Regions from separate parts of the Homo sapiens genome. Here region 1 is linked to region 2. The links are chromatin contacts, found by Hi-C or POLR2A ChIA-PET in ENCODE. All regions are on one chromosome and are shown on one strand. The core of a region is the stretch at or near the end of the contact, and the rest is flanking DNA. Distances in the headings are between cores, read along the strand shown. Region 1 overlaps DAGLA (diacylglycerol lipase alpha). Region 2 overlaps SYT7 (synaptotagmin 7).

Region 1 (6,252 bases), core at 89-2,588, 200 kb before region 2:
CAGAGCTGGACTCCAGGCACTCCCTCACCTCCCCTACCCCTGCCCTGGCAGCTCTGCCTGGGACTGTCATGGTGGCCTCGACTGGCCTCCTTGCACTTGCCCCTACGCTCTCAGCTCAGCAACAGAGTGGCCCTTTTAAGATAAGTTGAGCCACATCATTTTCTTTTTAAGACCCTACAGCAACGCCCTGTCTACCCCACCTGGCTCTGGTCTCTCTGACCTGCTGCCAGCGTGTTCAGCAGCACCTGAGACAGCGTGGCCTGGCCCTTGCTCCTCTGGGCCTCTGTTCAAACGTCCTGTCACAGTGAGGTCTCTCTTGCCACCTCATCTAACAGCCAGGGCTCCCCAGGCCCCCAGCACTCCCCATCCCAGGCACCTGGCTTTATGTGGGTCCAAAGTGCCCATCCGCTCCACCATGTGCCCTATTTGCCTTGTCTATGCGCTGTCCGCCTCCTCGCTGGGCAGTGAGCACCACAGAGAGGTCCACAGCTGTATCCCCAGCACCCAAACAGGGCCAGGTACACAGTAGCCTCCCCACAGAAATGAATGAGGCAGCCTGGGAGCTGGGCACCCAGCTAGGTGCAGCGGCACCTCAGGCCACCAGAGGGAGCCAGCATCCAACTGCTAAGGCACCAGACGCTGGAGCCCACGTGACTGGGCCTGCCAGCTGTCACGGGATGACAGCTGAGATTTTATTAAGAAGCTTGGATTCTGGTGATGCTAGGAGGTTTGTCTTCACTCAGAGCATCACCTGAGTGACTATTACACACTTTCCAATGGGGAGAGACTTTGCTGAGAAAGCCACAGTGCTTGCTGGGGGGACAAAGCCGATGTACAATGGGAGAGCATGGTCCCCCACACTGCAGGTCAAGTGGTGATGGGCCAGGGTCTAGGGGCTGAGCTCCTGTGCTCGGCAGCTGTTCCCTCTCCAACCTCAGCTGAGCATGAGGCTGTAACAGTGTGGCCTTTGGAGACTGGAGGCTTGAGTTTGAACCCTTGCTGTATCACTTCCTGACCGCAAGGGCCTGGAGGTCACTCAGCCATTCTAAGCCTCAGTTTCCTCTTCTGTAAGAGCAGGTGGTGACAGCTACTTCACAAGGCTGGTGTGAGATCAAGGGTCCAAGATGCAGAAATGGTCTGGCCTATAATAGGTTCTTAATAACGAGTGGCTCCTCGCTTCTCCGGTGACAGGGCTGCCTCTGAGTCAGTGATGTGTGGGCCAGGAGGACCAGTCAGGGGAGCAGGGCCAGCACCCCGGATGGGAGGGCCCTGGGGCTCATCCAGGGCAGGGCTAGGGCCAAGCCAGAAGCAGGCCTGGCTCGCTGTGCTCTGCATGGGCTGAGAACTGCTGCCAGGGGAGAGGCCTGGGCCCGAGGCAGATGGGCAGCCCTTCTCCCTCTGGCCAGGCTGTTATGGACAGGCTGGGGCACTGGACTCTGGCCTCCTCCCAACACCCTGGGCTGCAGGCCTGCCTCTCTCTGCCCCACAGGCACCTGGTTCTTCCAGGCAGGGGCCTGGCTGGGCCCTCATGAGGTCTAGGGACTCTGCTCTCTCTGCAACACTAAGGCACCTAATACAAATGCCAGCACCCCTCCTGTCTGCAGAGCACCAGAGAGCCCTGCCTGCCAGTGATACCCTGGGTTCTGAAACACCCTATGGGCAGGCAGGACAGATACCACCTGTTACAGTTTAGGAAACAAAGGCTCTAAGAGCTGTCCCCACACCACCAGTGAGTAATGGAGCCTGGTGCTCATTTTGAAGAGTTCTCTGCCACAGCTGGGACTCCCAGGGATGCAGGCAAGAATGCCAGGCACATGCAGCTGACAAAGATGGGAAGGGGGCATGAGGTGCTCTAGTCCTCTCTGATCAGTCGCTGGAGGGATGGTGAGAATAAGGCCCCGAGAGCCACCCAGCTTTCTGAGGACAGGGAGGGCGCTGCAGAGTGGGTGTGGCTGCTGTGGGTCCCAAGGGCAGGGGTGTCAAGGAAAGAAGCTGCTGCCCAGCATGCCAGCCTTTCCAGAACGGGAGCCCAGGGAACTGTCCTCCTTCTGCCTGGCATGAGCTGAGGGCGGAGACACCCAGGACAGGGAGGGGTTCCTCCTGGAGCAGGCGCCCTTCTCTGGCCCACTTAGGAATGCAGAGTCCACCCAGCCCCCAAGCGGTGGGCTGAGCGCAGAGCTAGGCTGCAGGCCAGGTCTGGGGCTAAGGCCTTTCCTAGATCCTATGAAGAAGGTTGGAGCCTTAACTAACAGGCCTTCTTGGTGCCTTTTCAAAGACCTCTATGGATTGGGCCTCTCTACTAGGAAAGTCCTTTCTTCTAGAAAGGCAGAGCACATGAGGGGAGCCGAGAGAAGGGAAGATGTGGGCAGAAGGGAATGGCTGAGGGGGCAGAGAGAGAACGCCAGAAGGGGAGGGGAGGCAGCAGTGTGGGTGTTATGCAATATCTCATCTAGCCCTCTCCAAAAAATTCCACGAGGTATGTATCAACATCTCCACTTCGCAGATAAAGAAACTGAGGCTCAGAGAGGTGGACCCACTTGCCCCAGGCTGCAAGTGACAACATCTGGATTCGAACCCATAACTGTGTGACTCCGAAGCCTACAACTTCACTGCTCAGGGATAACACAGAACTAGAAAGGTTGAGGCCCAGAGAAGGTGTAGAAAAGAAGCCATTCAGGGCAAAGCAGTAGGCGCAGCCCGGTAGCCCTTCCTCACACACCACCCGGGAGGAGAGGTGCAATCGCTGGGGGATGGGACAGGGGTACTCACGAGCAGGACCGAGCCAGTTGGCAGAGGCCGCAGGCGGGCTTCCGCATCAGGTACATGGGCCACCCGTAGGCAGCCAGGGCAAAGAGCATGTAGTAGCAGACCTCTTTGTAGCGGAGCATCTCTTGCTAGAAGAGAGGAGGCAGAGGGCGGTCACCTCCTGCCCTTCCTGCCTACAGCCTCAGGGCCCAGCAGTTCCCCAGGGTGGGAGCCTGCGGACCCAACCCCTGGCAGGGAGGGGTTGCTGGTCCCCTGTTGAGGTGTGGGGCCCAGGCCTTGGAGGAAGGACACTCCTCCAGGTGATAATTGCATTTCCCTAATTATCTCCATGCAACCAGGACACGAATCCTCAGAGACCTGTCCTGTTGCTCCAGTCTCAGAATTAATGATTTGGGGACAGAAAATCACTTGGTCCATTTCCTTGCCTGTTTTCCAGAGAAGGGAAGAGTTGAGGGATGTGAGTAGTAATCCCCCCACCTCGGCAATCAGCCCTGAGAAGGGCCCTTGATGCTGGGAAAATGTAGCCCTGAGAGGCCCCAGCCCTCCAGCTGGGCGGCGTGTGTGGGCCTTGGGCAACAGGGCAGCCACGCTAGGCCAGGAGACCAATCACCAAATCTCTGGCCCTTGGGTTCTTTGACTGCAAATATTGGGAGCCTTCAACTTGACTCAGCCAGCTGCAGGCTCCCAGGGCTCCGGGCAGGGGCTGCGTTGGTGGGAGACTGGGATCTCTTGGGAGAAAGGCACCAGTTTGAAAGCCAGTGTGTCTGAGGCCCAGCAGCCACTGTTGATGCTGAGGAGGTTATTGGCTGCTGGGGTGGAGGGAGGAAGAGGCAGGGGTGCCCCAGCAAAGTGTCTGCCAGCTTCCAGTCTTTCCCGAGTGCCCCAGGCACCGGGAGAGGGAATTAGTCACCTTGTAAAAGTTAAGGAGGGTGGTTAGTCACCTTGTGAAGTGAAATAGGTGGCACCTTGATCAGGGCCCGGAGGGGTGGAAACATCCCTGGCCAGCTCAGCTGCTCTTCAGGAACGAGAGTGGAGAGGTAATTATCCTCTCCCTGTCAGAAGCTCCCTGCAGCCCTGGGGGCGGGGTGGGCCCTGGCAGCCTCTGCCAGGTGGCAGGTGTGACCCTGGCACCTCGATGGGAGTCACTTGATGGGAGTCACAGCTGCCTGCCCTCCCCGCTCCCTGTGAGGAGTGGGAGGGAGAAGGTGGTGAGAACAGCCAGGGCAGAGCCTGGCAAGCAGAAATGGGCTGGTTTGGGGCACTTACTATGGATGTGGCTATTTTTAGAGAGGATACAAATGCCTGCTTTAGTGGGGAGTAGGGACAGGCAGGGAGGACTGAGGCTTTTCTAGAGGACTGAGTGTTGGTTTTTTTTTTTTCTTCTTTTTAAGGGACAGTGCAGCTGGAGTGCAGTGGCAATCATAGCTCACTGCAGCCCTGATCTCCTGGGCTCAAGCAATCCTCCTACCTCAGCCTCCCAAGTAGCTGGGGTCACAGGCATGTGCCACCATGCTTGGCTAATTTTTTTTTTTTTTGTAGAGACAGGGTCTCACTATGTTGCCCAGGCTGGTCTCAAACTCCTGGCCTCAAGCAATCCTCCCACCTCGGCCTCCCAAAGTGCTGGGATTGCAGGCACAAGGCAGCACACGTGGCCTAAAGGACTGAGATTTCTAAGAGACGGAATCCTTTCCATCAGCATCCTGGCTGGCACCGAGGCTTCCTGGCACTGTGATGGGAATGGCTCGTGTCCTCTCAGCACAGCTCTGGTAGAAGGTGTGCCTAGTGTCATTTCACAGATTCAGGATCCAGCTCAGAGGGGATGAGGGGCCTGCTGGAGGTCGCAGCGACAGGCATCAGAGCAGATGCACGCTCCAGCCATTTGCTTCCTGAGGCAGGGCCTGTTTCTCCCGGCTGCCAGCTGTGGTTTCAGCCTGGGCTGTACTGGGCCCTGGGCTGTACTGGGCCCTGGGCTGTGTGCTGGGCCCTGGGCTGGGGTTCTCCCACCATGTTACTGGCACCACCTTTCCCTATTACACACTGGATTTCTACGAAAGGCGATTGAGAAAAGGTTCCACTACTAAAAAAGCTTGGAAACCAAGTACTACGCCCATTGCGTTTCATTAACAGCAGCAGCAGCAGCAAAAATGCTAGCAGCTCACCCTGGTAAAGTGCTCTGTCATCTCAAGAGGCCAGGACCAGACACTTCTGAACTTGGTAAAGGAATTCAGGGGATTTGTCTGTCGAACCGGTGTGAAGTGGGTGGTTCTCGTGAGGGGCATGATCTGAGCAGAGAGGCTCTCTGGAGAGCCGGGGGGAGACCGGGCAGGGGCAATGTGGCTGGCACTGCAAGGGCAGCTGGGAGGAGTTTGCTTAGGTCATTGTGGCAGAGTGGGAGGGATGGGGACGGGGTGGGGTGAGAGTTGATGTCTGACTCACTGAATTCTTGAGGTCGAGGTACTTGGTGTTTCTGGTCACCGGCATCCCAGACAGGAAGGCCAAGATGTCATTGTTTGCCTGTAAGACCGGCAGGTGAAGAAGGACAATCACTGGCCCAGGCCCGGCTGCATGGCTGGGAAAGGGGGCCCAGGCCCTGGCGTCCGCCTGCTTCCCAAAGGCCGAGAAGCCCAAACGAGCATGCAGCTTCTAGTTCTTCCAAGATTCAGCCACTTTTCCAAAATCTGAGGTTTCCCCATATTTCCAGATGCTCCCCTTCTACCCAAAACATCAAGCCCCTGAGGACATTCCTGGCCCACAGCAGGCGAAAGGTATTTTGTATGAGACACTGAGAAACCCTAACTGGGGTTGGTGTGCTGGTGGGGATGTGGGGTGGGCGGAGCGGCCACGCAGAAGACCGACTCGGGAGCTCACCACGTCCACTAAGCCTGTGGTTAGAAGTCCTTTGAGGGCCAGCCCCAGAGGCAGCCATGCACGACCCAGAAAGTCCCTAGAGTAGTAGTCACGGAAAGCCTGGCCGAAGGACAAGCTCAGGAAGGCAGGGGGAGCCAGAGGTAAAGGTGACCTCCAGGGTCCAAGAGAGTGCGTGGTCACTGGGGAGCTGCGTGGGAGCCGAGCCCTCCGCTGCAGGGGCCACAGGGAAGGGGCCTGAAAGAAGGGTGGTGTGGAGAGGTGACCTGGAGAAGGGGCTGGTGGTGCTCACCTCGTCCAGCACGGCGTTGCGCTTGGCCCGCTGCCGCTGCCGGAGCAGCACCAGGCCAGCAATGATGTCGGATGGCACAATGTCAAGGTCCCGGAAGAACTCCGCAAAGAGGTAGGCGATTTCTGAGTAGGCATCCTACGAGGTCCAGGAAGGCAGGAGGCAGTGGCAGGGGAGCAGGAGAGAGGACGAGAGGCCAGGAGTAAATCCCCCAGGGCTGGGAGGCTGCAGAAGCAGGTGTCTGCTCGGGGTCCCCTGGACAGGTTCTCCCCAGCACCTCCACAGCGCCCACTGAGCCTGACCCCATGTGGCCCTGTGACCCTGAGGGCCCT
Region 2 (6,120 bases), core at 582-3,081:
TCTCAAAGCTGTTCTATTTTAGCCTGTCCTGAGCCTCATGCTACTGGTCCCCCGTCTCCTCCTCCCTACCTACCCCTACCTCTCTTCCTCCTCATGGGACATTCCATCCTGGTCCCTGGGCAGGCTTTTAGTGCCCCCTTCCTGACCCCCAGCTGAACGGAGCCTGGGCTCACCACCCAGCCATTGGGTCAAAGAACCCAGCATCCTGGGAACGGCATGGAGTCAGGTACAGACAGGGCTTCTCGGTGGTGCCCGTCTTTCTGTGACCCTGGGTGAGAGCCTTACCAAATGCACAGTCTTCAGCAAGTGGGAGAAGGATGGGAACTGAGGAGCAAGGGGGTGTAGGCTCACCCTATCCAATATGGGGCCATTAAACTAAATGAGCTTACATTCAACAAAATTAAAATTTCAGCTCTCAGCCACACTGGCCACATTGCAAATGCTCAAGTGCACACGTGTGGCATGTGGCTGCTCCACTGGACAGCACAAATACAGAACACTCTGTCACTGTGGAGAGTTGTCCTGACCTCACCTGGTCAGTCTCACGTCTGGAGGGTGGGAAGAGAACTCTTGATGAGCCCAAGCAAACACAGGTGGGGCATCTGGGAAACAGACATTCTGGGCGTGTTTGCAGAGGGTAATGACGCGGAGAGGCACCTGGACACACCACACCACGGTGGAGCCTCCCCCTTCCAGGCTGGGGGCGGATGGGATAGAACAAGCCTCTGAGGACTGGGGGCAGTGGCCACCTCAGAGACCGACTATGCAAGCCAATGACTGGAGGGTGGGGGGTTTCTGGGGAACAGGAAGAATGGGGACACCCCCCAAAATATCCCCTATAGGAGTAGTTAAGCCACAGTCGCCTGGGGTAGAGGCTGCAAGGAGAATGGGCCCCGGGCATGGGTCTCCAGGGAAAACCAGGTGTCCACGTGGACTGGAGTACCGCTCCTGCCGGCCCGCCGGGCATGGCAGCTGCTGGGGTCTTCAGAGAAGGTCCTGCCACCCCCCAGGCCGGGGTGCCCAACGCAGCTCACTTCCCAGCCCAATCTCATTTGGACTCCCCTGCCCTCAGGTTGCCTGCAGGAGGGAAGGCGGTGAACACAGCCCCCGTGCCAGGCCAGACACCCCACGATGAGTCCGACCGCCGGACCGAGCCACGTTCCTCCGTCTCAGACCTCGTCAACTCCCTCACCAGCGAGATGCTCATGGTGAGAATGAGGGAGCCTGCGCTGCTCCAAGGAACTGGGCTGGGAGGCCAGGGGCAGGAAGAAGAGGGATGTGTGTGGGAATGATTAACAGCATGGGAGTGGCCAGGCAGGGAACTGGGTCAGAAGCAGCCTGGAGAGCCAGGCCCAGCATGGTGGCCACTCGGCGCTTGGTGACTGAGCGTCCAAGGCCTGGGTTTGCTTCCCAGCTCTTTCACCAAAATATCTTCTCCATGTCTCAGTTTCTTCCTTTGACAAGTGAAAATAAGAATACCCATCCTGCTTGGATCCCTTTGTGGATTGAGAAGGGGCCAAAGAAAACCCACTCATGCAAGATACTTTCAGGATCCTAGAGGGAAAGGCTGGTGGGCAGAGGACTCAGGGCAGAAGATGTCCCCTCCTGAGAGTGATGTCCCCTTAATTGGAGGTCTGGGGTAGAATGCCTAGCCCAGTGACCTGCCCCATTCCCATGGCTGGTGGCCCCTGAGAACAGGAGAGCAGGAATCCACTGGTCCCGGCTCCTCTGAGGGGACAGCTGTGATGGGGGCTCCTGTCCACACCCACGCCCCACCAGATGCCACCAACCCTGTGGGATCCTAGTTCTAGGTTGTTTGGCCCAGACAGAGGTTGTGGTTCCCATGGTGCCCCCAGGGGGGCAGCAGTGAGTCACAGCCACTTGCCCCACCTGTACTTTCCAAAGAGGCCCTGGAGGGAGAAAACTGGGGATTAGCTCAGAAGTCTCAGGAAGGCTTGAAGAGGCGATGAGGCTGGGAACCCAGCACCTGCTCTGTTCCTACTGGACTTGACCTGGGACACTTCATCTCCTTGGATTCAACCCCTCCCTTCTGTAGAGAGAAAGAAGTAGGCTTGGGAGCTCCCAGCCCTCCCCTACTGCCCTGGCACCAGAGCCCCCACCCTTCTGCCATGTAGGGTTCCAGCCAGCTCTAACCATCCATCCCCACTGCCCCTTCTAGCCTGGCGTTTCTCAAATTGCTACGTGCACAGGAATCAGCCGGGAACCTTGGTAAAATGCAGATTCCTGGTCAATGGGCCTTCGGTGGGGCCTAAGAGCCTGCTTTTTTTTTTTTTTTTTTTTTTTTGAGACAGAATCACTCTGTCCCCCAGGCTGGAGTGCAGTGGCACAATCTCAACTCACTGCAACATCTGCCTCCCGAGCTCAAGTGATTCTCCTCCCTCAGCCTCCCGAGTAGCTGGGATTACAGTAGTACACCACCACGCCCGGCTAATTTTTCTATTTTTAGTAGAGACGGGGTTTCACCATGTTGGCCAGGCCAGTCTCAAACTCTTAGCCTCAAGTGATCCACCTGCCTCGGCCTCCCAAAGTGCTGTGATTACAGGCATGAGCCACTGCGCCCGGTCTATCCTGTGGTTTTCTTGAATCCACATTAGAGCATCAGATTTTCCACATCCTAGATCTGGTCACCTTGGGCCTCCCCACCTCTCCCCTTCTCCCTGCCCACCAGGCCCCTGTGTGTCTGGCCCTCCACTGCCCTCCTTCCATCTTCCCCCCCCCAGGAAGACTGGCCCCAGCTGTCTTCTCTTCTGGATGGGCCATTGCCACAGCCCACCCTGCCTCCCTGCACAGCCCCTTAATTGGTTACAGCTTCCTGGCAGCCAGGTTCCCAGAAGGGACAGCCCCTTCCCAGCCAGCTTGCCTGCCCCTTGCTGCCCCCAGGGAAGGGCCGACAGCTGCAGCCAGCGGAAGGAAGGGCAGGCCTCATCTCCCTCTCCTGTGCTGGGAGGATGCTCAGAGGTGGGAGGGCAGAGTCTAATTGCACAGCTCTGTGCCAATGCTAGGTCGTTGATGTTAACAGCCATGATAAGATAAGCAGGGCAGAATCAGCCCACTGTGACCTCAGCCTGTCCTGGTCTCTGGACCCTGGGCTGTGGAATCTGGGGGTCAAGAGACAAGAGTTAAGCACCCAGAGCTGGCCAAAGAAGGAGCTGAGGGGCAGAGGTGTCTGAGAAGAGGCGAGGCCACACCTGCTTCTGGGCACCTCCTGCCCTGGTATAGGGGTGGCTTGCTGCTTTTCGAGGCTGACTTCTGCTGGTGCAAGCGCTCAGGAAGCACCTTCCCTGACTGTGATGGGGTGGCCAACCTGGCTGCCACAGAGATGGCTCTGTCCCAGCTGAGTAAGTAGGGCTCAGGGTTGTGGCTTAAGAAGGCTGGGAGTGGGCATAGAGCTGCCACCCCTTTCCCAGGTGAAACCTACCTGGCCAGCCCAGGCCTTCCCAAGACCACACTGTTTGGCAGCCAGGAGCCAAGGGACCAGAGGGACCTCAGGTGGGGCTGAGGCCAGCTGGGCTTCAGTCACCAGCAACTCCACCCCAACTTCAGAAGCAAGGGGGAGGGCGAGTGATCTTTGCTGGCACTGTCTACCCATGCTATGCCCCAGGTGCTCGATCCCTCTGCCAGTGGGTCAGGTCGCGGGGCAGAACTCTAGAAGGAACCCCTTCTAGCTCTCCCAGGACCCCGCAAAGTAGGTCTCATGGTCCCCACTCTGCAGATGTAAAAACAGGGTCAAAGGGTGTGGGGCTGGCATGAGCAGGGAAAAGAGCGTCGGGAAAAAGCAGGCTGTGGGCAGGAAAGCCACATTCTCAATGGGCCTGCGGTGGCGCTTGCAGGTTTGTCTGGATCGGCCAAGGGGTGGGGGCTGGAGGGAACATCTTCTGCTGTAAGGCAGCTCGGTGCCCCCAACTAGGCAGGACCGGGGTAAAGCCTCAGACTGTAGATCTGAGGGCAAGAGCAAGGCGCAGGTGGAAGGGCACTCAGGATTCCTGGCCGATAAACTGGGTTCCATTCCCACTGGCCATTCAATCGCAGGTGACTTGAGGCAAGTGACCTAACCTGTCTGTGCTCGCAGCCACAGTTGGAACACCGGGAAACTGTTCCAGCTGTGTTCCACGTGTTCCAGCGGGAGTGCTTGCCTCATTGGGATGTTGTAAGAGGTCAGTGAGGACAAGGCACAGGGCACAGGGCAGGGTCTGGTGAGGTGGGCGGCCAGCCAGTCTAAGATAGTTACTGCTGTGAGTGTGAGGCCGGGTGTGTGGCTCATGCCTGTAATCTCCGCACTTTGGGAAGCTGAGGCGGGCATATCACTTGTGGCCAGGAATTAGAGACTCGCCTGACCAACGTGGCAAAACCCTGCCTCTACTAAAAGTACAAAAATCAGCCAGGCGTAGTGGCACGCCCCTGTGGTCCCAGCTACTCAGGAGGCTGAGGCATGAAAATCGCTTGACCTTGGGAGGTGGAGGTGGCAGTGAGCCAGGATTGCACCACTGCACTCCAGCCTTGGCAACAGAGCGAGACCCTGGCTCAAAAAAACAAAAAACTATCATGAGGGTGATTCCGACGCTTTTCACCTGGCACGGTGTCTGTGGGTCTTTGCCGGCTTGAGGGGAAACCTCAGTGTTGCCCTGGGGTGTGGGCCTGCTTTAGTGGAAAGAGCAGGATTTTGAGTCAGAGAGGGTTCCTACTGCCGTCAGCCTTGGCCATGTGACTTCACCTCTCTGAACCAGTCTCTTCAGCTAGAGGGTGGTGACACCTGCCTCGCCTGGCTATTGTCAGGATTCAGTAAGGAGACGGCGATGCGAGAGTCGCTGGTCATGGTAAGAGCCCACTTGATGCATTATTATTATCTGTATTATTTAGTCTTTCAGAGCCTAGGGCTGCCTCTCCAGGATGAAGGAAAGGGCACAAAGCAGGTTTCTACAGGGGAAGTTGGGGAGAGAAGAGATGCCTGCAGTTTTTCTTAACTGTGGTACCCAGGGTCCTACTTCTGTCCCTCATCCAGTCATCACGGGAGATTTTCGAGCCAGGGTACCTGAGCCATACAGCCCCCTAACTGGGTCTGTTGTGGTCAGTGGTCTGGGGCTCAGGCGGCTGGGGGGTGGGTAGGGTTCTAAAACCTCCTAGGTACTACTGGTGTGCTCACAGGTTCAGACACGTGGCTGGGAGACCCTCCTCCCAGCTGCTTCCTGTGGTTCAATGTCAGAACGGGATGAGATGCTCACCCTGCCTCTGTGTGACTGTCTGTTGCTGGGTCAGGCCATGCGCCCTCCCTCCCAGCAGTCCTCAGCCCCCATGGACGGTACAGTCATCTGAGGCGCCTTTTACACAGCACTGATGCCCAGGCCCACACCAGCCCCATCGTCAAACTGCTTGGGGACGGGGCCTGGGGAGTCTGCAATTTTCTTGTCCCTAGTGATTCTGCCTTACACAAACAGACGTTGCTCCTGAAAACTTGCCTCTCTCATTTTGTAAATCACACCATTCTCCGCACCCTAGAGAGTCACTTTCCAAAGAATTGTTGCGGTAAACTCTTTTGTGATGTGAACAGCCTCCCTCATCTGCTGTGTAGCCCAGGTTTGTGTCGGTGCCTCCCACAGTTGGCCCTACCGTGTCACAAGAAGGCAGGGAGGTCTGGGGGGCTCAGGAACCCCAGCACGCGCCAGGGAAGCTGCAGCCAGGAAGGCGAGGCAGCTGAGCTGGAGCTTGGGGCAGGCAGCAGACCCAGGGCTGCGAGGAGAGCCTGGGAAGTGAGTGTCGTGCATACCACTCTGAGGTTCAGGAGACAGGGCTGTCTCGGCTCTGCCCTCCCCCTTCCCCTCCCCTCCTGGGAGACCCTGGTCAAGGCACCTGCCCTCTGAGCCTGAGCAGCGTCCGTGGGATGTGAGTGTGGGCTGGGCCACCGCCTCTGGCCTCTCACCCGTGCTAGCCAGCGGTGGGGACATGGGGGAAGCAGAATCCTCCCCAAACCCTGCCGGCCTCTCCCCCACCCCCAGCTCTCCCCAGGCTCCGAGGAGGATGAGGCCCACGAGGGTTGCAGCCGAGAGAACCTGGGCCGGATCCAGTTCAGTGTCGGCTACAACTTCCAGGAGTCCACGCTCACCG

The links. Hi-C counts contacts between places; a loop is a spot of excess contacts on that map. ChIA-PET counts read pairs that join two places held with the same protein, here RNA polymerase II (POLR2A). Pooled maps may share reads with other maps.
Region 1: a map of PC-9 shows a loop between it and region 2 (12-fold over the local background). The contact joins two enhancer-like sites. A Hi-C loop is called at or near these places in 1 of 168 maps with a recorded cell type or tissue (PC-9), 1 of 37 single-sample maps with no recorded cell type and 10 of 50 pooled maps. POLR2A ChIA-PET finds 5 or more read pairs at or near these places in 2 of 52 experiments (activated B cell and activated naive CD4-positive, alpha-beta T cell).

What each region holds. Positions count from the first base shown.
Region 1 is chr11:61,727,959-61,734,210 of GRCh38, reverse strand. It overlaps DAGLA (diacylglycerol lipase alpha), which reads right to left. Exons shown (of 20, transcript NM_006133.3): 7 at 5,924-6,058; 8 at 5,203-5,280; 9 at 2,770-2,894. Among named protein-coding and RNA genes, the nearest start is that of MYRF, 22 kb to the left of the region's middle. Within about 2 kb of position 1,338, at least 5 of the 41 ENCODE cell types and tissues checked have a DNase peak (open chromatin) inside an H3K27ac peak, as active enhancers do.
Region 2 is chr11:61,528,077-61,534,196 of GRCh38, reverse strand. It overlaps SYT7 (synaptotagmin 7), which reads left to right. Exons shown (of 13, transcript NM_001365809.2): 8 at 1,073-1,208; 9 at 6,012-6,120. Among named protein-coding and RNA genes, the nearest start is that of LRRC10B, 22 kb to the right of the region's middle. RefSeq lists enhancers at 1-255, 3,735-4,234. Within about 2 kb of position 1,831, at least 3 of the 41 ENCODE cell types and tissues checked have a DNase peak (open chromatin) inside an H3K27ac peak, as active enhancers do.